Regions from separate parts of the Homo sapiens genome. Here region 1 is linked to region 2. The links are chromatin contacts, found by Hi-C or POLR2A ChIA-PET in ENCODE. All regions are on one chromosome and are shown on one strand. The core of a region is the stretch at or near the end of the contact, and the rest is flanking DNA. Distances in the headings are between cores, read along the strand shown.

Region 1 (4,915 bases), core at 1,836-4,335, 330 kb before region 2:
CGTATTACTGTGGTTATTTAAGAGAATATGCCTATTCTTAGGAAATACACATTCAAGAATTTAGGATTAAGTGGCTACAGTGTATGTAATCTTCCCTGAAATCTCAAAGGGTTTGGAAAAATATTGTATGTCTGTATATTTGCATTTGTTAGCCCATGTCTGTGTGTCTGTATGTGTATCCGTATGAGTGTGTATTTGCAGACAGAGAATTCCAGCACACACAAATGATTAAGCAAATGGATTTAATCTTAACAACAGGTGGATCTGGGTAAAGGACCATCTGGGGATTCTTTGTACTATTTTTCTTTCCGCAACTTTTCAAGTTTCAAACTATTTGCAAATAAAGAGTTTTTGTTTGTTTGTTTGTTTGTTTGTTTGTTTTTTTAAAGCTAACACTGAAAATTGTGAGGTTATGAGGAAAACCTTTACCCTCTCCTTATGTTTGACTGTTTAGTGTTTTCTCTCCTCTGGAAGATTAACTTATTTCAAAGGCTGTCACATGAGGGGGGAAAATTGTAGGTGTTTGGGTAAAATAAAGATGAAAATAACGCTGTGTCTGACTTCACAGGATTTACAACCTAGTGAAGAGGGAAATGCCACTGATGACATGAATTAGTTTTGCCCATAACAGAGCAAGATAAAATACAGAACAATTCAGTTCACACGGGAGACTAAAAAGCACGAGTAAGTTCATCGTTTCTTGTAATTTCAAAGAAAGTGCAGAGCTTAGGACATATTGGTGGCTGTCATTAAAATAAAAGCAGGTACCTGGAGGCCCTGTCAGCCATGCCACACCACAGAAACTGTGACACTGCTGCGGCTAACTCTGCCCTTCCCACAGCTACACCAAATACCATCAGGAAAGACTGGGAAGCCCCCTAAGGTTTCAGCAACTCTGCCAGAGTCAGAACACTGGGGTCAAAAGGAGGTATCAGAAAGCAGTAACAAACGCTCCTTTCCCGCGTCCTGTGGTTGCATAGGAAATGCCCAGGGGCGGGACGGCACAGAAATGCCTGCGATTCGGGGGAGCAAAGTACAAGGGCTTCAGGCATTTCTTCCCCTTTTTAGGGGAAGTAAGACTGTGAACTAGAGAAGCTATTTATTCCCCTCCACCACTTCCCCTCATATCCCATCCGGCCTCCATCCCGGGCTTTCAAAACTCTCACTGTTCACATCTTTACTTTCTGATCCTTTCTCAAGAGGATGTGGAAAAAAATATACAAGAAACACTTCGAGAAAAGGGGGGCAAGCCCACACCACAGCAGGGATGGGAACAAAAGACACCTTCCTCCCTGAAGCATAGCCTGTTGGCTAAGCTGGCTCAGTTTACCTTCTGGAGGTGTGTGGAGGCCACTACGGCCCTCAGGGGGCCTGAGTTGAGAAACCCTGGGCAAAGGTTTAGACGAAGTGGGAAAACCAGTGTTCCTGCTAAAGGAAAAACAAAGACCTTGCCCTCAGCAATAAAGACACATTCCTCCATCTCAGCCCAAGGAAGGCGAGAAGGAGAAAAGATGTCTAATGTTCACTTGCACAACCTGCTGGCTACAGCTCTCCCGCCGGAACTGCGGGAAACGCCACTTTCGGCTTCAGGAGACGCTGGGGACTATCAGTACAGCACGGCACTAGGGGGCGCTGCAGCACAGCATTCTGAAAGTTTCATCTCTCTGGAAATTTGAATAAATATGCAGGTTGTTCCAAATTAACATTCTCTGCCTTCAAAAGGACTGATAGAAATAGGAGATCAGCCCTGAAGTAAGAATGTAAATACTTTGCTGCTGCATTTGTACCTGCAGTTTCCGAGGCAGGTGGACAACTATGACCAATCTCTAAGAACAATCTCCCATTCACAGATGCACAGCTAAGCCTCACAGTGGCAAATGGTATAACCAGGTCACAGTCAAATACACAAGAAGCTGAGAAGTATAAAGTATTCTCCCTCTTCTCCTGATCCAAATAAGCTCAATTTGGGGAAACATGAAAAGAGCAATAGACTGTTTGGCATGATTAAAGCCTTAATCTCATCTACAAAATGAAGGTATGTTGGACCAGACAACTTCTAAAATTCTTCCCATCTCCAAAAGGATCTCTTGGATCTAAAAAGGATTAAGAAACACGGGTTTGAAAATGTCGTCAGACAGGCCGGGCACGGTGGCTCACACCTGTAATCCCAGCACTCTGGGGGGCCGAGGCGGGTGGATCACCTGAGGTCAGGAGTCAGAGAACAGACTGCCAACATGGTGAAACCCTGTCTCTACTAAAAACACAAAAAAAAATTAGCCGGGCATGGTGGCAGGCGCCTCTAATCTCAGCTACTCAGGAGGCTGAGGCAGGAGAATTGCTTGAACCCAGCAGGCAGAGGTTGCAGTGAGCGGAAATCGTGCCATTTGCACTCCAGCCCGGGTAACAAGAGCAAAACTCCGTCTCAAAAAAGAAAAAAGAAAAGAAAGAGAAAAAGAAAAAGAAAATGTCATCAGACTAATGCATGCTACAACAGGATGACTTTGAAAACATTATACTAAGTTAAAGCCACACACAAAGAGCCATAAATTGTTTCTTCCATTCATATGAAATGCCAAGAATAGGCAAATTACCAGACACAGAAAGATCATGGTTGCCAAGGGCTGGGAGGAGAGGAGAATGGGGGAGCGGGAGGCGGTGACTGCTAATGAACATGAGCTTTCTTTTGGGGATGATGAAATGTTCTAAAATGGACTACGGTGTTAGCTGCAAAACTTTGTGAATACACTAAAAACCACTGAAATGCATATTTATTCAAATACACAAACTCCACAGCATGTGAATTATATCTCAATAAAGTTTTAAAAAAGGTCAGTACTTATATCAAAATAAAAATTTTAATTTCTTTACTAGGCTTTATGAATCAAAGCCCAGTAAGTTATGGGTGCTAGCTGATATCTACTGAACAATCATTGTGTGCTTTCAACTTCAGAAGGTGGTGTGGGTGGTTCTGAGGACATCTGGAGATGACACTATCATCAACTAGTGAATGCACACCAGGAAGTTCGCCAATTTAACAATATGCACTGAGCATCAACAATCCACACTCAACTATGCGAGACTACGAGAGTAAAACTTTGAACACAACACACACAGGGGTCAGGGCATGGTGACATTTACAGTTTTATTACAGTGCAAGCCAACTGCAAGCTGAACTAAGTGTTACAAATGGCAGAAGCAGACAAAGGAAGAAGGAGGAAGAGAAGTTTTGTTCCCTCACTAATAGGGCTATAGCAAAATTTTGCTTTACTTTCTTGGGGCAAAGAGGTCCTGAGAAGCGAACAAAGTAGACAAACTATCACAAAGTCACTCTCACAGGCAGCCTCTCTCCTTGAAACTCAAATGTCAAAGTACTGCAATTGAGTGTCTACTTCCCTGTTTGTATATTCTATTTCTACTATTAAAGTGCTATCAAAAAGTAATCATTTTACCTCTCAAAGTATGGTTTTTAACAGGTTGGCTGTATATTAAGTGCTTTCATGGAGATTCCGAGCTAAAATTTCCTTCAGAAATTTTAGATTGAATTCAGATTGAATCTCCAAATTAGAAAACATGATTCACTTAACAGAAACCCACTTTTACCAACTTTCCAGTCCTGTGTCTATATTAGAACTGTATTACAAAATGGCCATTAAATTTTAACTCGCTTTGCTCTTAACTAGTACTAAATAGCAAGGTAATATAGATAGCCCTCATTATTGAATAACTTCCTGTGTAAAATTGCTATTGTATGAAACACAGCAGATAAATTAGGGAGTAAATTCAGTCAACTTTATCTGGGATAGCCCTAGTAGAAGTTCAAGATTCCACCAACTTTCATATTCATTACAATCACCTTGGTGCTGACCTTAAGAAAAAAAGAAATGGAAGATGAAACCAATAAAAAAGAAACTGTAACAGAAGCAGTTCTATCTTTGCTGGGGCCAAGGACGAACAAAAGAAGAGGCTGCAAGGGGGCTCAATGTCATTCTGGGGAATGACAGAACTGGTGTCTTGATTGTGGAGGTGATTACACAAATGAATACATCTGTTAAAATTCATGGAAATATACACTTTAAATGGGTGAAATTCACCGCACATACGTTATACCTCCATAAAGCTGATTTCTTTAAAGTACAAGAATCGAGTTAGATCCATCTTTGTTTAGCCAGAAGTTAATGCAGTAGACTTGGCATAGAGTAGGTGCTCAAAATAGCTTTGTTGAACAAATGAATTCAGGAAGAGGAAGATGAAAAAACCCACACAAATAAAAAGCTTATCTAAGGATAAGGAATAATTTCTCCAAACTACATAGCAATCATTGTGACTTCCCAGGCGTCAGTGGGCTGACAGTCTTAACTTGATCACTCTGAATGGTTTTTATTCTCATGTTTTTATTATCACCAGAGATGTTCCAGCTAGGAGTACATCTTTCATTCTCAAATATAATCTTCAAATAAATACAATCAAGAAATAACACTTATTTTTAAAGTATAACACTTAAACTTATATTTTAAAATATAAGACTTATTCAACGTAAGTGAATTAAGCTTCACAGAACACTTTAAAGGAACACCTATTTTGACCTAAAGAAAAATCATTAACAATTACCATGTGATCCATTTCCCAAGCTAAAGAGAAACCACTTTTCAAAATCTTAAGTGTATAAGGGGGAAAAAAGGCCAAAAAAAAAAAAACCCTGGATGTGATCAGAAGGTATCGGAGCCGGTCAATCCTTTTAAAATCGACTTTATTCCCCACCCCCCATCTTTGACCCTCAAATAAGACCACCGGTTTCCAGTGTGAAGCAGGCATGCATCCTGTATTTCTTGGTCCCTCCTTTCTGCTCAAACTGTCTTTCTGGGCACATTTCACTAAGAACCACCTATTTGTACTCAGTTTCACTTTGCTGTCAATG
Region 2 (5,183 bases), core at 1,982-4,481:
TCTGCAAAACCATTCTTTGAAAGCCTAACACCTGGTACACCAGAATGTGACTTTATCTGGAGGGCATCTTTACAGAAATGATCAAGGTCAGATGAGGTCAAATATGAGCGATGTTCTTGCAAAAAGGAGAATTTTGCAGAGATAAACATGCACACAGGGAAGTCCATGTGGAGACACAGGAGAAAACCCTGTGATGATGGAGGCAGAGGCTGGAGTGACGTGTCCATCGGTCAATGAATGCTGGGGATTGCTGGCCATGATGGAAGCTTGAAGAGAAGCGTGGAACAGATCCTCCCCTGGAGCCTCCAGAGAGAGCACAGCCCTCCTGACTCCTTGAGTTTTGACTTCTGGCTTCTAGAACTGTGAGACAATACATTTAAATTTAAGCCACCACATTTTTGGTACTCGGTGACCATAGCCCTGGGAAACACACTTGCTACAACACAGATGAACCTGGAAGACATCACACTAAGCGGAAGAAGCCAGACACAAAAGGCCACACGGTATGTGAGTCCACTCATAGGAAAGGCCCGGGACAGGCAAATTCGTAGGAGCAGAAAGCAGACTGGGACTGGGGAAGGGGGAATGGGGAGAAACTGCTAATGGGTACAGGGTTTCTTTCAAATGTTTCAGAACTGAATAGAAGTGGTGGTCACACGACATTGTGAGTGTACTAGATCCCATTACAATGTTTACTGTGAGATGGTTGATTTTGTTATGTGAATTTCACCTCAATAAAATAAGAATTTTGTTTTTCGTTTTTGAGGCAGAGTCTTGCTCTGTTGCTCAGGCTGGAGTGCAGTGGTGTGATCTTGGTGCACTGCAACCTCCGCCTCCCAGGCTCAAGCAATTTGATTCTCCCACCTCAGCCTCCTGAGAAGCTAGGACTACAGGTGTGTGTCATCACACCAGGCCTTTTTATTTTTTATTTTTTTATTTTTTTTGGTATTTTTAATTGAGACAAGGTTTTGCCATGTTGCCCAGGCTGGTCTTGAACCCCTGGACTCAAGTGATCCACCTGCCTCGGCCCCCTACAGTGCTAAGATTACAGGTGTGAGCCACCATGCCTAGCCTTTTTGTTTTTTTAAAGCCATTTACAAGCTACAGGCAGGAACTCCGTCCACCACTTAGAAACCGTCCTCCTGACTCTCTCCTGGGTCCCACCTGTGTCGGTCACAGCCCCCTCCACCCCCACTCCCCCCACACCCATAGCCTCCCATCCACTGGCCTCCCATCCTCTATCCTCCTCCCCTCTTTGCTGGCTCCTCCCATAAACATCTCAGCATGGGTTTCCACTTTAAACATAACCTCTTTTCTGGGCCTTGCATTGGAAATACACCTGCTCCTTCCTCATTTGCCAACATCGAGCTTTTAGAAGGAGTGTCTATACTTGCTGTCTCTATCTTTTCATTTCCTATCCACTTCTCAACCGACTTCAGCCAGATCTCCAGGTCATTTCGGTGTTTCAAGGCCACCGGGACATAGCCCTGGACCCAATACATTGTAAGTGAGGGCTTGCTCTGCCTCAGTCCAGTCTCGTGACAGTCAGGAAACAGAGTCCCTGGGTTGGTGACTGAGCTCGTGGACGCTGCCACTCCTCGCCCTGCATTTGGGAGACTCCTACCTGGGATGCTTACCTGGGCACCCCCCTCATCTCCTTAAGAATGCATAGGGGCCCGGGGGCCTAATCTGCCCCGGGTTGATTCCAATCACACAGCTCCATAATCTAAATGGCACTTAATGTATCCTTTGTTGAAAACAGGATTGTCCACTCTGTTTCCAGAAACTACAGACTCTGGTACGGCCCCCATCCCTCTACCCAACCCCAAACACACACTCACTTCTTCTCTCCAAGTGGGCCCGTGCCCGCTGCTGATCAGGACATTGCCATGACCCAGAATGGCCCACCTTGAAGCTGAGGCACTCAAAAACTGGAAACAAACTCAGGGTAAATCGTGAGGAAGGTTGATCAGCCATGATGCACCTACGCTGTCAGGCAGCCAAACACATCTCCTGAGTTGCACCAAGCCTCCATTCTAGGCCCACCCACCAGTTGACAGGAAATACTGGAGATAATAGACACGTTGAATGACACCATGGGGACATGATCACTAGACTGTGGGAACTGTAGGACACACAGCCCGGCCTCCCCAGCATGTAAACTACAACAAAAACACAAGAATGGGCCGGGCGCAGTGGCTCACGCCCGTAATCCCAGCACTTTGAGAGGCCAAGGCAGGCAGATCACCTGAAGTCAGCAGTTCGAGACCAGCCTTGTCAACATGGTGAAAGCCCATCTCTACTAAAAATATAAGAATTAGCCGGGCGTGGTGGCGGGCACCTGTAATCCCAGCTACTCAGGAGGCTAAGGTAGGAGAATCACTTGAACTCAGGAGGCAGAGGTTGCAGTGAGCTGAGATCACGCCACTGCACTCCAGCCTGGGCAACAAGAGCAGAATTCCATCTCAAAACGAAAAACACAAGGATGAAACGTGCAGACGCAGAGAACCATCAGAGACCCCAGCCAAGTGCAGGCTGGGACCTCACTTGAGTCCTGATTTGAATAAACCAGCGTGAAGCAGTGTTTAGGAGCCCAAGGGAACCTCAATATTGGCCAATATTTGATTTTCTCTAATTGTTAATATTTTATGATATGATAATGGTAATTGTGATATTTTAAAGAGTTCTTCTCTTTAGCCATAGATATGCAGAAATATTTATAGATGAAATGCTAGGAAGCCTGAGATTTGTGTCAAAACAATCTGGGGTAGACAGGAGTCAAGATTGGCTCCCCTCATTGGCACTGGGTAACAGAGTCATGTGGGCTCATTCCATTATTCTGTCTATTTCTGCATATGATTGGAATTCTCCAATACAAAATACAAAATTAAATAGTATAAAATTAAAGAGAAAAGAGGTGTTATATGATTTGACCTAAGGAGACGTCACTGATATGTCATCAAATTAAAAAAAAAACCTTTTGCAGAACAATCGTCGTAATATAATCCTAGTTTTGTTTTAAAAAAAAAAAGAGGAAGGAAGGAAAGATGAAGGGAGGGGAGGGAACGGGAGTCACATAAAAGAACTTGGAAACAGTTTCAATTCAACTTTGTGTGTGAGTTTCCCATGGCTGCTTGGTCTCCACGGCTGTAACAAACAACCAACACAAACTCGGTGGCTTAAAACAACCGAAATTTGTTCTCTCAGTTCTGGAAGCTAAAACTCTGAAACCAAGATGCTGGCAGGGCCACGTTCCCATTGAACCCTGCAGGCAAGATCTTTTCTTCCTCTCCCAGTTTCTGGCGGTGGCTGACAATCTTCCGCGTTCTTGGCATGTGTACGTATCACAGCAGTCTCTGCCTCTGCCAGCACATGGCTATATTCCCAAGCGTCTCTGTCTGCTTTTCTTATAAAGACCCCAGTCATTGGGTTAGGGCCCACACAACTCCAGTGTGACCTCATTTTAATTTGACTGCATGGATAAAGACCCTATTTGCAAATAAGGTTGCATTCACAGGTACCAGGGGTTAGGGCTTCAACATGTTTTTGGGAGGACACGCCTTGACCATAACAGCATGTATGTGCGTCCACAGAAGATGCGAGAGATGGCAGTAGCTGCCCCGGGGCTGTGGGGCTGAAGGGTCCGAGGCTGTAGCTTCTTGTTACTTTGTAGACATCAGTCCACTGTGAATCGCAAGTGTTCCTTTTGTAATGAGAGTGGCGCATCCTGGTAAAGGTCAGAGAGTGTCCCTAATTCTCCCTCTCCATCACAGGTGATTTAGGCAGAACCAAACCTTCCCTTCTTCTTCTTCTTTTTTTTTTTTTTTTTTTTTGAGTCTGAGTCTCACTCTGTCACCCAGGCTGGAGTGCAGCAGTGTGATCTCGGCTCACTGCAACCTCTGCCCCCAGGGCTCAAGCCATTCTCCTGCCTCACCCACTCGAGTAGCTGGGATTACAGGTGCCCACCACCACGCCGGGCTAATTTTTGTATTTTTAGTAGAGACGGGGTTTGAACATGTTGGCCGGGCTGGTCTCAAACTCCTGACCTCAGGTGATCCGCCCACCTCGGCCTCCCAAAGTACTGGGATTACAGGCGTGAGCCACCGCGCCCGGCCCCCTTTTCTTTTGTGTTTCCCTTTTTAAAGCTTTTTATAAGATGAAATCCACATAACAAAAAATTAACTGTTTTAGAGCATGCAGTTCAGTGCATCTAGTACCTTTGCAATGTTGTGCAGGCACCACGTGGAGCTCATCCCCAAACACTTTCACCGCCCGCCAGAGGAAAATCCTGTGCCCAGGAAGCAGGCACTCCCCACGCCCTTTCCAGCCTCCGGAACGACTCATCTGCTTCCTGTCTCTATGGACGTCACGGTCCCGCCTACTTCACATCCATCTTCTGTGTCTGTGCCTCCTTTGGAACCCCCAAGATGTTATTTGCCTGCTGCAGATAGACCCACGCGGGCGACGGTGAGCGCAGCCTCCCTAGCCCCAAGGAAACGGCCTAGAAGAGAAAGGTTTCCAAGAGAAGCTGCACCCAACAAGCGCAGCTCAGGACTGACGTTTAACCTACCAGAGGCTCCCGAGGGGACCACGAAGTGCACGTATGGCCCTTGCTGAAAGGTGAGTTGGAGCTGTGAGCTCACTCCAGAGCAAGGGAGCCAGCGGCACCTCCGGGCGAACAGCCTCCCTCAGTCCAGCCCCGCTGTGGCGCCCTCCCGTCCAGCCCCGGGATTCGGTTCATTGCGAACTTGGACTGCGTTAGACCCTAATGATCTTCCCTGTTAGAGGGCTTATGCAGACATGCATTGCTTCAACATATTTGACCAAAGCCTAGCCCGTGCCTCAGTTTCCTCCCCTGGAATGTGGGGGGCTAAGGGTATAACAGCCGGGGTCCACAGGGCTGCCGTGGGATAAAGGAAAGTGAGACTGGACATGGTGGCTCAGGCCTGTAATCCCAGCACTTTGGGAGACTGAGGTGGGTGGATCATTAGAGGTCAGGAGTTCGAAAGCAGCCTGGCCAACATGGTGAAACCCTGTCTCTACTAAAAATACAAAAAAGTTAGCCAAACGTGATAGCACATGCCTGTAGTCCCAGCTACTCGGGAGGCTGAGGCAGGAGAACTGCTTGGACCCAGGAGGCAGAGGTTGAAGTGAGCGGAGATAGCGCCACCGTACTCCAGCCT

Evidence for each region. Hi-C counts contacts between places; a loop is a spot of excess contacts on that map. ChIA-PET counts read pairs that join two places held with the same protein, here RNA polymerase II (POLR2A). Pooled maps may share reads with other maps.
Region 1: a loop to region 2 is called in a pooled map of psoas muscle, with 7 times the contacts of the local background. The contact joins two enhancer-like sites. A Hi-C loop is called at or near these places in 2 of 50 pooled maps. POLR2A ChIA-PET finds 5 or more read pairs at or near these places in 2 of 52 experiments (MCF 10A and SK-N-SH).

What each region holds. Positions count from the first base shown.
Region 1 is chr16:84,722,926-84,727,840 of GRCh38, reverse strand. All of the region lies in intron 1 of USP10 (ubiquitin specific peptidase 10), which reads right to left. LOC124903737 (a long non-coding RNA gene) reads left to right here. Exons shown (of 3, transcript XR_007065154.1): 3 at 1-360. Among named protein-coding and RNA genes, the nearest start is that of USP10, 25 kb to the right of the region's middle. RefSeq lists enhancers at 584-1,084, 1,310-1,359, 1,484-1,778. Within about 2 kb of position 3,085, at least 5 of the 41 ENCODE cell types and tissues checked have a DNase peak (open chromatin) inside an H3K27ac peak, as active enhancers do.
Region 2 is chr16:84,389,764-84,394,946 of GRCh38, reverse strand. All of the region lies in intron 1 of ATP2C2 (ATPase secretory pathway Ca2+ transporting 2), which reads right to left. Among named protein-coding and RNA genes, the nearest start is that of ATP2C2, 24 kb to the right of the region's middle. Within about 2 kb of position 3,231, at least 3 of the 41 ENCODE cell types and tissues checked have a DNase peak (open chromatin) inside an H3K27ac peak, as active enhancers do.